Regions from separate parts of the Homo sapiens genome. Here region 1 is linked to region 2. A link is a contact called in ENCODE Hi-C or POLR2A ChIA-PET data. All regions are on one chromosome and are shown on one strand. The core of a region is the stretch at or near the end of the contact, and the rest is flanking DNA. Distances in the headings are between cores, read along the strand shown. Region 1 overlaps UPP2 (uridine phosphorylase 2). Region 2 has its middle 7.1 kb from the start of UPP2.

Region 1 (6,196 bases), core at 3,168-5,667, 34 kb before region 2:
TGAATAATGCTGCAACAAACTTGGGAGAGCAGATGTCTGTTTACAGCACACTGATACCAGTTCCTTCAGATATGTACCAGAGGTGGGATTGCTAGCTTATATGGGAATTCTTAGTTTTTTGAAGAACCACCATACTGTTTTTCATAATTGATGTACTAATTTACATTCCCATCAACAGTATTCAAGGGTTCTCTTTTCTCCACATCCTGCCAACACTTTTTATCTTTCGTCTTTTTTGATTATGGCCATTCTAGCAGGTGTGAAGCGACACCTCGCCATTGTTTTAATTTGCATTTCCCTGATGACTAGTGAGGTTGAGTGTTTTTTTTAATATATCTGTTGGCCTTTTGTATGTCTTCTTTTAGAACCTATTCAGATCCTTTGCCCATTTCTTAATTTGTTTTCTTGCTATTGAGTTGTTTGAGTTCCTTGTATGTTCTGTGTATTACCTCTTATCAGATGTATCAGTTTAGAAATGTTTTCTCCATGCGTTTCTCCACATTTCTCCAATCCATGTATCTTTTTTGTTTGACTTAGTTATTGCTACATGCCAAGCATTTATGATATCACTTAATCCTTTACAGCTATTCCTTGAGCTAGGATTATTTTTGTCCTCTTTCGACAGATGATTAAATGAGGGCTTAGAATGATCAACCAAATGGCCCAGTATTACACAGCTGGTCAGAGCCAATCAACTCCTAGCTTCCTAAACTGATGAGAGAAGAGTTCTCTACCTTCCATCCACTCCTCCCCTGAGCTAGCACATGGTGAACCATTAGGCAATCCTGCCCTATCGGTTATACTGACCCATCGGTCAGACTGACCCTCTTGTTCAGTGACGTGAAAAGCAATGAAAATATTCAACTTGAGCTGCGGCAAATATTTCATCACCTAGGACCCTATTTATTCAAAACTCAGTCAGTTGTAAAGCAACTTGGCTGTACAGGTAAACAAGCAAATGGAAGAGCTAGAAACTTCCCACAGCTTTTCAAGTTAATGATCAGCAAATCTGTGAAGCCTGACATGGGCTGGCAGTCGCACAGAAAAGTTGAAAGTCCTTCTCTAATCCTTCACTTTGGCAGAAGGATAAAAGGAAACCAGTGCTCTATACTTTTTACAGAGTGGGAACCGACTTTACTAAATGTCTTTTCTGGATTTCAAGGGGAATGCCAAAGATAGAAAAGAACAGGTTATAGCAATCTCAGTGGTGTTTTCTTGACCCTGGAGAATCCACTAGCGAGCAGCATATAATAATCTTGTCACTTAAAATTACTATTTCCATGAGCAATTAAAAGGGACTAATTACCCAAAACAATTTGCTGAAATTAAGCCTGACAGCTTTGCTAGCAAAATCCTCAGATTAGGCAGGGAGGGTGGCTGCTGGGGAGGAAGAGATACTTAGTGACCCAGCTGCCACCAAGGAGATTGTCAGTGAACTGACCTGAGGCTAGAATGTTCTGGGAACACACAGACCTGAACATGGAGCTTGGATGCACCCTGAGCTGAACTAGGACTGCCCAGTAATTGTCAACCCTTTGGGAACATTTATGGCTGCTTTGAAAATCTGATGAAAGTCCTAATTGGAACCTCTTTTCACACAAAAATACACATCTGCCAATACACACAAAATATTTGTGTATAACTTCAGGGGTCCCAGGGCCCCTGAAAATTCACTCATGAATCCTTAGGAATCCACGCACCCCTATGGACCACCACTTTAACCCCACCTCTCTGATTCAGAATGAACTTTCAACAAGGTTTTCCCATGAACAGTGGGCAAAGATAGCAGGGCTGGGCACAAATGCCCATTGCACAGCAGAAGTCAAACAGGGCTGGTCTTTGGAAAAAGGAAAAGCAGCAAAGATTAGCTTTGGAGTTCCCAGCCTGGCCTTTCTTCTACCTCTTCCTGGTTATGTTCATACCCTCCCCCATTGCTCCTCAAGGGTTTGAGTTTATTAAGCAAACACTACCTTTGCTCCCTATATGCCTGGTATGTAAAGCACAGGAAATGTTTTTTAATCAACAACCCAGAGTCTTTGCACTTCCTGTATCTCCGCTGAAACATTAATCTCAGGCTATTGGCTGCTTATTAAAAACAAGGTGGGGAAAATTTGTATTCAAAGGGGCTGGTCAATGGTAAGAGACATAGAAACAATTTGTTCTTCTAGAGTCATGTTTCTCAAAATGTGCTCCACTGGCCTCTTGCATCAGAATCAGAGATACTTAGGCTTTATTCCAGACATACTAAATCACAATTGGGGATGGGTGTTGGGAAAGCGCAGTGAATCTGCATGAAAACATCTTCCCAGTTAAATTATTTTTACATTAATATTTGAAAATGACTGCTTCAAAGACTTTAAACTCTATCTTTGAATCATCATTACCACAAATATACATACCTGGACCCCAGTTCTTTGGGTGCCCAAACAATGCTGAATTAGAACCAATTCATTATACCTATGAAGAATTGTCCCATACCTTTTATAAAGGTGCTATCAACGACACTGCCCATTATAATATAGCTGATAATTTCATTTAAGTTTAACATTTGGATCAAGATTTTGTGACAAACCGCAAATGTTTTTACTAGCTAATGGTGGCTGTATAATGCACAGTGGTTTTTTTTTTTTGTTTTTTTTTTTGAGACGGATTCTTGCTCTGTCACCCAGGCTGGAGTGCAGTGGTGCAATCTCAGCTCACTGCAAGCTCTGCCTCCTGGGTTCACGCCATTCTCCTCCCTCAGCCTCCCGAGTAGCTGGGACTACAGATGCCCACCACCATGACCGGCTAATTTTTGGTTTTTTTCGTATTTGTAGTAGAGACGAGGTTTCACCATGTTAGCCAGGATGGTCTCGATCTCCTGACTTCGTGATTTGCCCATCTCGGCCTCCCAAATGCAGTGTTTTTGTTTACAGCTTGGCTTCCAGGAAACTCAGAGCTCAATCTAAGTGTTTAAATTAAGTATTGTACTCCTGGGTGGCCTCTTTAATACTGAGAACTTCTAGCCAGACACAGTGGCTCATGCCTGTAATTCCAGCATTTTGGGAGGGTGAGGCACGAGGATTGCTTGAACCCTAGGAGTTCAAGACAGCCTGAGCAACAAAGTGAGACCTCGACTTTGCAAAAACAACAACAACCACAACAATAAAAACCCATACACACACAAATTCGTGGTTGTATGAACCTGTGGTCCCAGCTACTCTGGAGGCTGAGGTGGGAAGATGGCTTTAGCCCAAGAGGTGGAGGCTGCAGTGAGCTGTGGTCATACCACTGTGTTCCAATCTGAGTTACAGACAGAGACCTTGTCTCAAAAAAAAAACAAACAAAAAAAAACCTTCCTATCTATTTCCTTAAATAAATGCCTCCTATTTTTTTTTTTACCTCTGTTTAAATTATATTATTATGCATTCCTCTTTCATTGAAAGCTGCCACAAATGCTTTTTTAAATAGAGGCAGTACAGGTCATCTTTCGATAGATGAATATATTACTTTTTTGCACCTTATGGAATAGTGGAGAGAGTGGTGATCAGGAGACAGGAGATGTCTATTCTAATTCATCTCTGTTTTAGTCTGTTTCCTCAGGCAGGTCAATTACACTCTCTAGACCTCATTTCATCCTCTGAGCAAGGAGCAGGTTAGATCTCAAAGGCTTCTTGCAAGTCCACATCCTCAGCTTACATGCCTCACATGATTTGGTTCGTTCAAAAACCTGCTGTCTTCTCCAGGAGGTCCAGATGTAATCTCGAGGACTTGAGCTTCTGCCAGATGTGGGACCGTTAACCAGAGATGCTACAGGATAGGTAGACGATGGAGCCTTGTGTACTTACTGGAGGTGGGGGTGAGAGGCTCACCAGGGGAATCCAGATAGCCTCCCTGGGGTCATAGCAGGGGAGAGGAGGGCCACAAATAATGACAACCACAGACAGGGTGGAATCAATGGCGCTAAATGATCCCTAATGTGTGAGTTGTTGGCAGTGGGAAGGGAAGAGTAGAATAGAGGCTAGGAGGGTGGAATTAAAATGAATCAAACAAAACTATAGACACTGACCTTGATTAAAATATGTGAAAAAGCAAAAAGACACCTTTGTAAAAATCTTGTCCCTGTAAAAGTAATAAGTGAATTATATACCATTTATACCTGATTTTCCAGCTACAATGACTGATTTTCTTGGCAAAATGAGGGCTCTGCATACTATAAAATAAGTATCTGCTTAATGTTTTATTTGATCCCATCACTAAGTCAATTGGTATGTGCTCAGCCCTTAGGGTTTGCTTGTGGCAGTGGTGCAACTATCTGCTCACCACACTTAAAATGGAAAAATCTGCATTGACTTTTAGTGGTGCACATTTTGGCTCTTCCGTCCAGAGACTATGAACATGTTGTGTCCACACGGAGGCTGCTGGCAAGAAATGGCAGGCAGGGTGCAAAGCTGCCTGAGTCAGCCAAGCTGGGTTCAAAGTCCAGCTCACCTGTTTCCCAGCTCTGAGAAGGTGGGAAAGTTATTTAACCTCCCTGAGCTACAGTCATGTAGAATACATACAGAATGAAGTTTTTCTCTTGTAAAGGTGAAGAGCCCTGCAATTGGTCTCCTTGTACCCTGGCCTAAAGATTTTTCAAAATCTGGATTTATCTCCATTTTAGGGTTAAGAAATACTCTAGCTCCAAACTGATTATAACCTTTAATCCTTGTGGTATCTTTTTACCTTTATCAATGATCCTCATGCAGTTCTCAGAGTCCAATATCCTTCATTGTTGGGAACAGCAGAAGAATATAAACATGGAATTAAAGTCAAGATTCTGCTCCCTCTCATTGAACTGTACTAAGGTAATATTATAAAGACTAAATATTTCCCTAAGTTACCAGTGTCTGTCCAAGGAAATAACACTGAATTCTTTAAAGAAAAGCCACTGTGAGTGCTGCAAACAACTAGACATAGAAGAGGATTTAAGCAGAACCTAAGCGTAGACAAATATTAGGCTTCATATATTGTCAGGCAAGCCTGTGTCAAAAGGCAGCACTGTCTTTAAAACACGAATACAAGTTAAACATACTTACCACAAGTTCACAGTACAAGAGGATTATCATCTTTCATCAGAATGTTTGGGGCTTAATTAAAGTAGATTTTGCTTTAAGAGAGACACAGATATGTGCATATTATAAAGTGATAGGAGAATGCATTTATTGAGCATTGCACAGTGCTTCCATTGAACAGGTTTACATTATGCTGAAAATTTAGCTTTGGAATAATTGGGTGAATTCCACTATTTCCCTTCACCTGAATCTTTGTTAAAACAGCATTGGATTCCCAACTCTCTTTTCTAAAATAATGAGATCAGGATAGCAACAGTGACTTCTGGGTGTCAGTGGCCTTATTATAGGTAGTTTGTCCACCTATCAAATGTTGACAGACCCAGAGGTTGTAGATCTAGCAAAATAAATATTTGTATAGACCTTAGAGCAAAGGGAGGCTTGACTTTAAGGCTTTATTTCCCCCTTTGTGGACAGTTAGGAGATACTCCTAAGTCCTTTAGACAATTCTAAGCCACTTATATGGCTGGGGAATAAAGGTTAAAGTTTGCAATGGCCATTTTCCATAGTCAAAAAGAGTCTAGTGGCCCTTTTTTTTTTCATTCACTCACTCGTTCAGTAAATATTGAAAGCCCATATGGCAGGCATTATTCTAAGTACTGGGGATACAGCAATGACAAACAAGGTCCCTGTTCTTATGGCACTAATGGAGAGAAATAATCAATATATGCCTTTATGCACTAATATGCATGAAATAATATATAAGTTAACATATAAACAGACTGGAAATATAGTCAGTAGTGGTAAATGTGATGCAGATAAATGAAATAGAATGACACCATTGTGAGTGAGTGAGTGTAGGTAGTCATGCAAGACTTTTTTGAGGAGGTGAGATTTAGGGTGAGATGTGTAATACTAACTGCAAAGATAATAAGTGGTAATCCACGTGGACCCAAGGCCTCCTTGTGCTAAGTAGATCTAGAAAGATCTGTTTCTGCAATGGTCCAAACTCAGTGAGTAATTCATCTAAGTTAGTACAATGGTTCTCTAGAAGACCTTTGTTTATGTAAGTATTTGGTATTTATAAGCCATCACCTTAGTATGAATTCTGATTGGTTATCCAGTCATCTGGTGTACTAAAGGAACAGAAGAGGTGTCAGAAGGCT
Region 2 (6,408 bases), core at 1,897-4,396:
TTATTAGGGACTCATAATTGCTATTGAAAGAATTCTAATTTCCTACTCTAACTCCCATTCCCCAGCAGATAGACGGGAGTGTGCACTATGAAAAAGGCCATGTATACAGAAAAGAAAAAAAGAGATTAGTATTAGGTTTCAAAGTACTATATTATAATTATAAGCAAGAATGATATCCCTAGGACAAATGCTACAACCCTACGGTGTTTGTTTTGCTCTTTTTTGGAGGGTGTTTCCCTCCACAATTCTGTCAAAATGCACTGCTGTTCTAGGCAGGGCCAGGCAGAGGGGTGGCAGCTGAATGTTTGCACAGATACCTTCCCCCGAGGGTTGGTGTAGTGGAGGCTGACCCATGCTGAGGCCCTGGGGAGGATTGCAGCATCCCCTAATCCTTGCAAAGGACTGCAAGCTCCTGTTTCCAGTCTCAGGAGATGTGGTTATGTTGTAAAAGTTTTAATAATTGTGTATGAGATTTAGAAATACAAAACAATGACATATTTTCCAGGACCCACAAGGCATTGACATCTGGAATCTTTATAAAGTTGAAATTTGCCTGAGGAAAATTTCTTGATTGACGAAATTTATTTTTTACCAGAATTATATACACACTCTCTCTATATATATATATATAGAGAGAGAAACCAGGAATTTCTCTTTGGACAATGATTAAAGTTAAGAAAATAACAAGTTTCAAATTGCGTGAACATTTATTTATAGGCTTTTGTAGGGGTTTGAGTAAGGAGGACTTGACTATTGTCAGCCATTCCAGAAAGGGTCTGTCTCCAGGTAAATGGAAACGCCACATAAGAAGTGTCATACTTATCATGCAGTAAGTGATTATTAAGCACCTACTATGTGCTAAGTTTGTTAATGCTCGAAGATGAGTAATGACTTACTTTATTTTATTTTTTTCTGGTTCATATTTTTTATCATGTTTTTAAAACTATAAAATATTTAATATATATTACAAAGTATTCAGAAAAATTTAACATGTTCTTTTCTACCAGACTTAATATTAATTTGAAAACATTAAAATTAATCCATGTACAGTTGAAGATTTATCCAATCTCATTTCCTTCCCTTTCTCCCCAGATAAGTAAACATAACCCTAAATTTGGGAAGTATACTTCTGGTTCAAGTGTTTTATAAGTTGAAGTATAGATGATAAAAAAATAGTTTTGGTTCTTCTGCTTAAAAATTTTACCTTAATACTATCCCACTCTACCTTCCTTTACAACTTTGTTTTCAAAAATTTAATATTATATATGCAATGATATCAAATTATTGTTAGGCATAGGTCTAATTCATCAGATTACCATATAGTGATCTGTTATATGACATTACAGCAATTTATCCATTCTCCTATTGATGGCCACTTATTGTTTATTATATTTATTTATTTATTTATTTTTGAGACAGAGTCTTGCTCTGTCAGCTAGGCTGGAGTGCAGTGGTGCAATCTCAGTTCACCGCAACCTCCGCTTCCCAGGCTCAAGCAATTCTCCTGCCTCAGCCTCCTGAGTAGCTGGGATTACAGGCCTGTGCCACCATGCCCAGCTAATTTTTGTATTTTTAGTAGAGACGGGGTTTCACCATGTTGGCCAGGCTGGTCTCGAACTCCTGACCTCAGGTAATCCGCCTGCCTTGGCCTCCCAAAGTGCTGGGATTACAGGCGTGAGCCACCACACCTGGCCCACTATTTTATTATTTTTTAATAATGGTCTTTGTTCTCAGCCTGTTTTTTCTGGCAACATCCAAATGAAAAGAACTTTACTTACAACTTCCCTGGCTTTTCTGGTGGCCTTTCTTATCACGAGCCTGACTCCCACAGTGTGACCAAAGCGTAAATTCACTGTTTTCTAATGGCTGACCTTAAGCCAACACCAGAGCCTCAGAGTCAACAGAAAACTCTGAACAGCCAGCAAAGGTCATCAGTGCCTCTAGTGGCCTGGTCAACAGAGGGCCTTAAGACTGAAAAACCCTTGACTTCTGCATGTACTTGACTTCAATTTTTAGGATGTTTCTGTTCTTAATGATGTTTGAGAAAATATGAGGCACCGCGTGTCTAACAAAAATTCAAGAAAAGCTATTTCATTGGAAATAAAGCATATTTTAAATCAATACCAGTAGGGAATAAAATGTAAAAGCTTTTGTCTAAGCTCGAAATAACCACATTCAACTCAGAATAGAAATCTGAAGGATAAGGAAAAATAATGAAAAAAAAAACAGGAAGAATGTCAGTAACAACAGTGGCTAATAGCATTACTCCAGGCCAGGCTTTGGACTAAACAGTTCGACTCCGTATCTCATTTCATCCTCACAACACGTCTGTGAGATAGGTATTATTATTTCCCCAATTTTCAGATGAGGAAATGGAAGCCTAGAGAGGTTAAATCAAATGCCTGAGATCCTATAGTGAGTAAATGGAGATTGGAGTTCAGATCTAGATCTGTGCAGCCACAAAACCATGAAAACTCTTTCTACTCTGCTTCTGGTACATGGTGGAGTCCATTAAAGAAGACAAAGTCCAAGGAGAATGGCCTCAACAAGAGAAGGGAATTTGATCTGGGTGTTGAAGGTGAAGTAGGACTGGGATGTAAGGAACATCTCTCTGCCACATTTTACCCTGCTAGTCATCAGGTTGTTGATTTAACTCATTTATAGGAAAAGAGGGCACAGTTAAACCATAGCAGCTGTGTGTTCTTTGAATGCTGATGAACAAGATGGCCCCATCAAAATGATGGCCCAGTCCTAAAGCTGATTTTAAAGTCATCTCATTGCCAAATTTTAAATTGACCCTTAAAATGTCTCTCACACACACTTTACGATTAACTCATCTCAGGCTCATCACTTCCCTATGATTTTACCCAAATAGCAGGGCCCAACTCACCACCCTGTCTGGAGCAATTTCTGTCTGCCCCTGAGCTGTCCCTGAAATATTAGTTAAAGGGTATGAGGGCTGAGAGGCTCTGTTTCTGCTGGTCTCCTAGCCTGGCTTCCTCACTGCCTGTGACTGGCCATTCTGGTGACTTCAAGCCTTGGAGATTAAAGCCCGTGTTAGTCTTTCAGCACCTGATGAAAGCGCTTAACCAGATCATGAAGTACATTGGGAAATCAGCCTCCACAGCTGGAGGAAGCTCTGTGAGTTTGACAAACCCCACACTGAAGGGAGAGGGGGTGATTTTCCTGGGAACTCAAGGAAGGTTCAGTCCTAACCTCTAACACACACCACAGATTATTACTGCTGCTGCCCAAGAGGGCTCAGATGGGAAAATAATGCTAATACATTGTGGAGGTGGTGAATTCTAGGCCCCCAAAGTCATGAAATTTCAAAGCTGACTGATTCTAATTTAGGTTTAGCTGAGTGAAAGAGAACAGTATGTTTTATGGAACTCTCTTAACATTACTAAGTGCAATATATTGAGTTAACCATTAATTTTTTTTCTAAGGAAGTAGAAAACCTTGGTTGTATAATCATGGTCACATTGACATTTCTGTAAATGCTTCACCTTAGGCATGTCATGACTTTTCAAAAATGTTATTCTTTTGAACACTTTACTTGGTTTTTTATTTAAAGTAACTAAACAGAAAATACTGTTGCTGTGGTGATTGTTAGGTCTTTGTGACTACTTCATGTTAGTTACTATAGTTAAAATTTTTAATTTTAAAACATTTAAACATAAAGGTACAGATATATTAGATGCCTGTGTAGTTACTACCCAAATTTAACAATTGTTACATTTTGCCATATTTAACACATTTTTTTTTAAAGGAAAGATTTCATTAAAGCCCTGTCACCTTCCTTACTTTAGATTACCTTCACTTTCTTCCTGAAGGTAATCACTGTCCTAAAGGTGAAGAGTTGGTAGGTATGCTTTTGGGGTATATGTTAAAACTCGTACTTATAAGTATGTACTTAATAACTACATGAGCAGGTTTAAGGTGTGTGCGTGTGTGTATGTATATGGTATATGTATATATATGGTAGATATGTATATATAAGAATCATATGTATATATAATATATGGCATATATATATAAATGTAACATATACTATATATATATTTTTAAAACTGGCTTTTTTATGTTGCTTCCAATTTTTTCCTGTAAACATCCTTATGGGTATCTTCTTGTGTATGCACATAAGAGTTTCTCTAATGTGTGGTAATAATATGTTTGCATGTATTCAGTTTTACTAGATAGTATTACATTGCCCTACCTAATAGTTTTACCAAGTTACACTTTTGTCAACAGTGTATAATAAACCCCATTTCCCCATATTGTTGCCAATAAATCTGATGTTGTTAGCCTTATAATTCTTTTGTTAATGTGATGACTGTAAAATGGTATCTCTTTGCTTTATTTCATTTCCCTGATTACTAGTGAGATTAAACGCCTTTATATATGTTTGGCAGTCTTTCAGCTTTCTTCTCCATTCTTTGCCCGTATTTTCTTTTGGGTATTTTATTTTTGTCTTACTAATTTGTAGGAGATTTTTATATATGATGAATACTGATCCTTTGTTGGTTATATATATTGTCCTTTACTTCCAAACTTTCCATGTCATTATGTTTTAGGAGTGTATCAGGTAAACAATACATCAATGGATTTTCAAAAAGTTGTCTTTTATCTATGTTTAATACATTTACAAATACTGTGATTCCTGATATATTTTTACTCCTTTCTTCTTATTTTTTTTCTAATTGTGTGTGTGTGTGTGTGTGTGTGTGTGTGTGTGTATGTTTCTTTTTACCGCCTTCCTACATTCTATAGAATGATTAAGTTCTCTGTGCTGGGCGCAATGGCTCACGCCTGTAATCCCAGCACTTTGGGAGGCTGAGGTGGACAGATTACTTGACGTCAGGAGTTTGAGACCAGCCTAGCCAATGTGGTGAAACCCCATTTCTACTAAAAATACAAGAATTAGCCAGTCATGATGGCGTGCACCTGTAGTCCCTACTTCTGGGGAGGCTGAGGCACGAGAATCACTTGAACCCGGGAGGCGGAGGTTGCAGTGAGCCGAGATCATGCCACTGCACTCCAGCCTGGGTGGCAAAGTGAGAAAAAAAAATGATTACATGATTCTTTGCAGACCCCATTTCCCTCTGTTATTTTGGAAGTTATATATTTTATTTCTATTCTTTCAATAGTTACCCTTACATTTCAACAAGCATACTTAATACAATTCAAAGCTAATTAATACCTATACTCTTCTGCATAACACAAGCAACTTGGAACAATTTAACTCTAATTACTACTTCACATTTTGGTATAAAGTAACTTAATCTATCTTGTTTTCATCCCTTCCTCCCTTTTAGTCTTATGGTTACCACTTTGTTGATAGTTAATAATAATTTACATTATCCATGTCTGCCAATGTCTTTGATCACAATTGCTTCTCAGATCTCCTTCCTTCTGGGTTTCTTTCTTTCTAAAGTACATTATATAATAGTTCTTCAGCATGGGCTTTGAGCTGAAAACTATCTTTGTTTTATCCTCATTTTTGAGTGACTATTTAGCATGGTCTAGAATTCCAGATTGCCAGTGATTTTCCCTCAGCACTCATGGGATGTTTATTCATTATCTTCTGGTACCCATTGTTGCTGATGAAAAGTTTGTTTTCATCTGCTTGTGTTTGAGTAAGTAATCTGTCTCTTCTTTCTGGTTGCATCTAGATTTTCTCTTTATATCCTGAAGCTTTATTAAAATGTGTTTAGGTGTGACTTTTTTAGAAAATAACTTATTCTCATGGCTCACTGTGCTTCCAAATTATGAAAAAACCTGTCTGTTATCAATTTTAGGAAATTCTCACTATTTCTTCCTGAATAGGTTATCTTCTTCTGGCACCCCTCTTAGATGTATGTTAGGCCACCTCAGTTTGTCCTCCTAATGTATTAACTTCCCTTTTATACATTCAATTTGTCTCTCGGCAATAAAATGAGAAATTTTCTCAGATCTTTCTTCTTCACACACTCTCTGGGTGTGCTTGACCACTCTTAACCTATCTGTGGTTAGTTGCAGTAATGTCCTCAATTATTTACTCCACCCTGTATCTACACCCTATTCCATATAACTATGCAATGCCTTCTCACCATAAACTGGGTAACATTGACTGCTCCTTGACCATGGACTCGATCATGCCATTATTTTGATCAAGAAAATGAGTCAGAACTGACAATGTGCCAGTTGTTCATGCCTTTGCACTTCCCCATTGTCATACTAACATGCCCAGGGTAGTCTGCTGGAGGAAGAGAAGCATGTAAAACGGAGCCCAGGCACCTCGTCACCCCAGTGAGGGCCAGCCTAGATCATCCAACAGCCAGCTGAGCCCCAGAAGTGAGCAAGCCCACGAAGATCAGCAAAGTCACTTTGCCAGCCCAGCTGACCCCAGGCACATGAGTAGGAAAT

What was found. Hi-C counts contacts between places; a loop is a spot of excess contacts on that map. ChIA-PET counts read pairs that join two places held with the same protein, here RNA polymerase II (POLR2A). Pooled maps may share reads with other maps.
Region 1: a map of left colon shows a loop between it and region 2 (6-fold over the local background). The contact joins two enhancer-like sites. A Hi-C loop is called at or near these places in 5 of 168 maps with a recorded cell type or tissue (CD8-positive, alpha-beta T cell, Caco-2, Calu3 and 2 more) and 2 of 50 pooled maps. POLR2A ChIA-PET finds 5 or more read pairs at or near these places in 3 of 52 experiments (H1, HepG2 and activated T-cell).

The regions. Positions count from the first base shown.
Region 1 is chr2:158,126,897-158,133,092 of GRCh38, reverse strand. All of the region lies in intron 6 of UPP2 (uridine phosphorylase 2), which reads right to left. Among named protein-coding and RNA genes, the nearest start is that of UPP2, 28 kb to the right of the region's middle. Within about 2 kb of position 4,417, at least 5 of the 41 ENCODE cell types and tissues checked have a DNase peak (open chromatin) inside an H3K27ac peak, as active enhancers do.
Region 2 is chr2:158,091,603-158,098,010 of GRCh38, reverse strand. It overlaps a transcript of UPP2 not described here. Among named protein-coding and RNA genes, the nearest start is that of UPP2, 7.1 kb to the left of the region's middle. Within about 2 kb of position 3,146, at least 3 of the 41 ENCODE cell types and tissues checked have a DNase peak (open chromatin) inside an H3K27ac peak, as active enhancers do.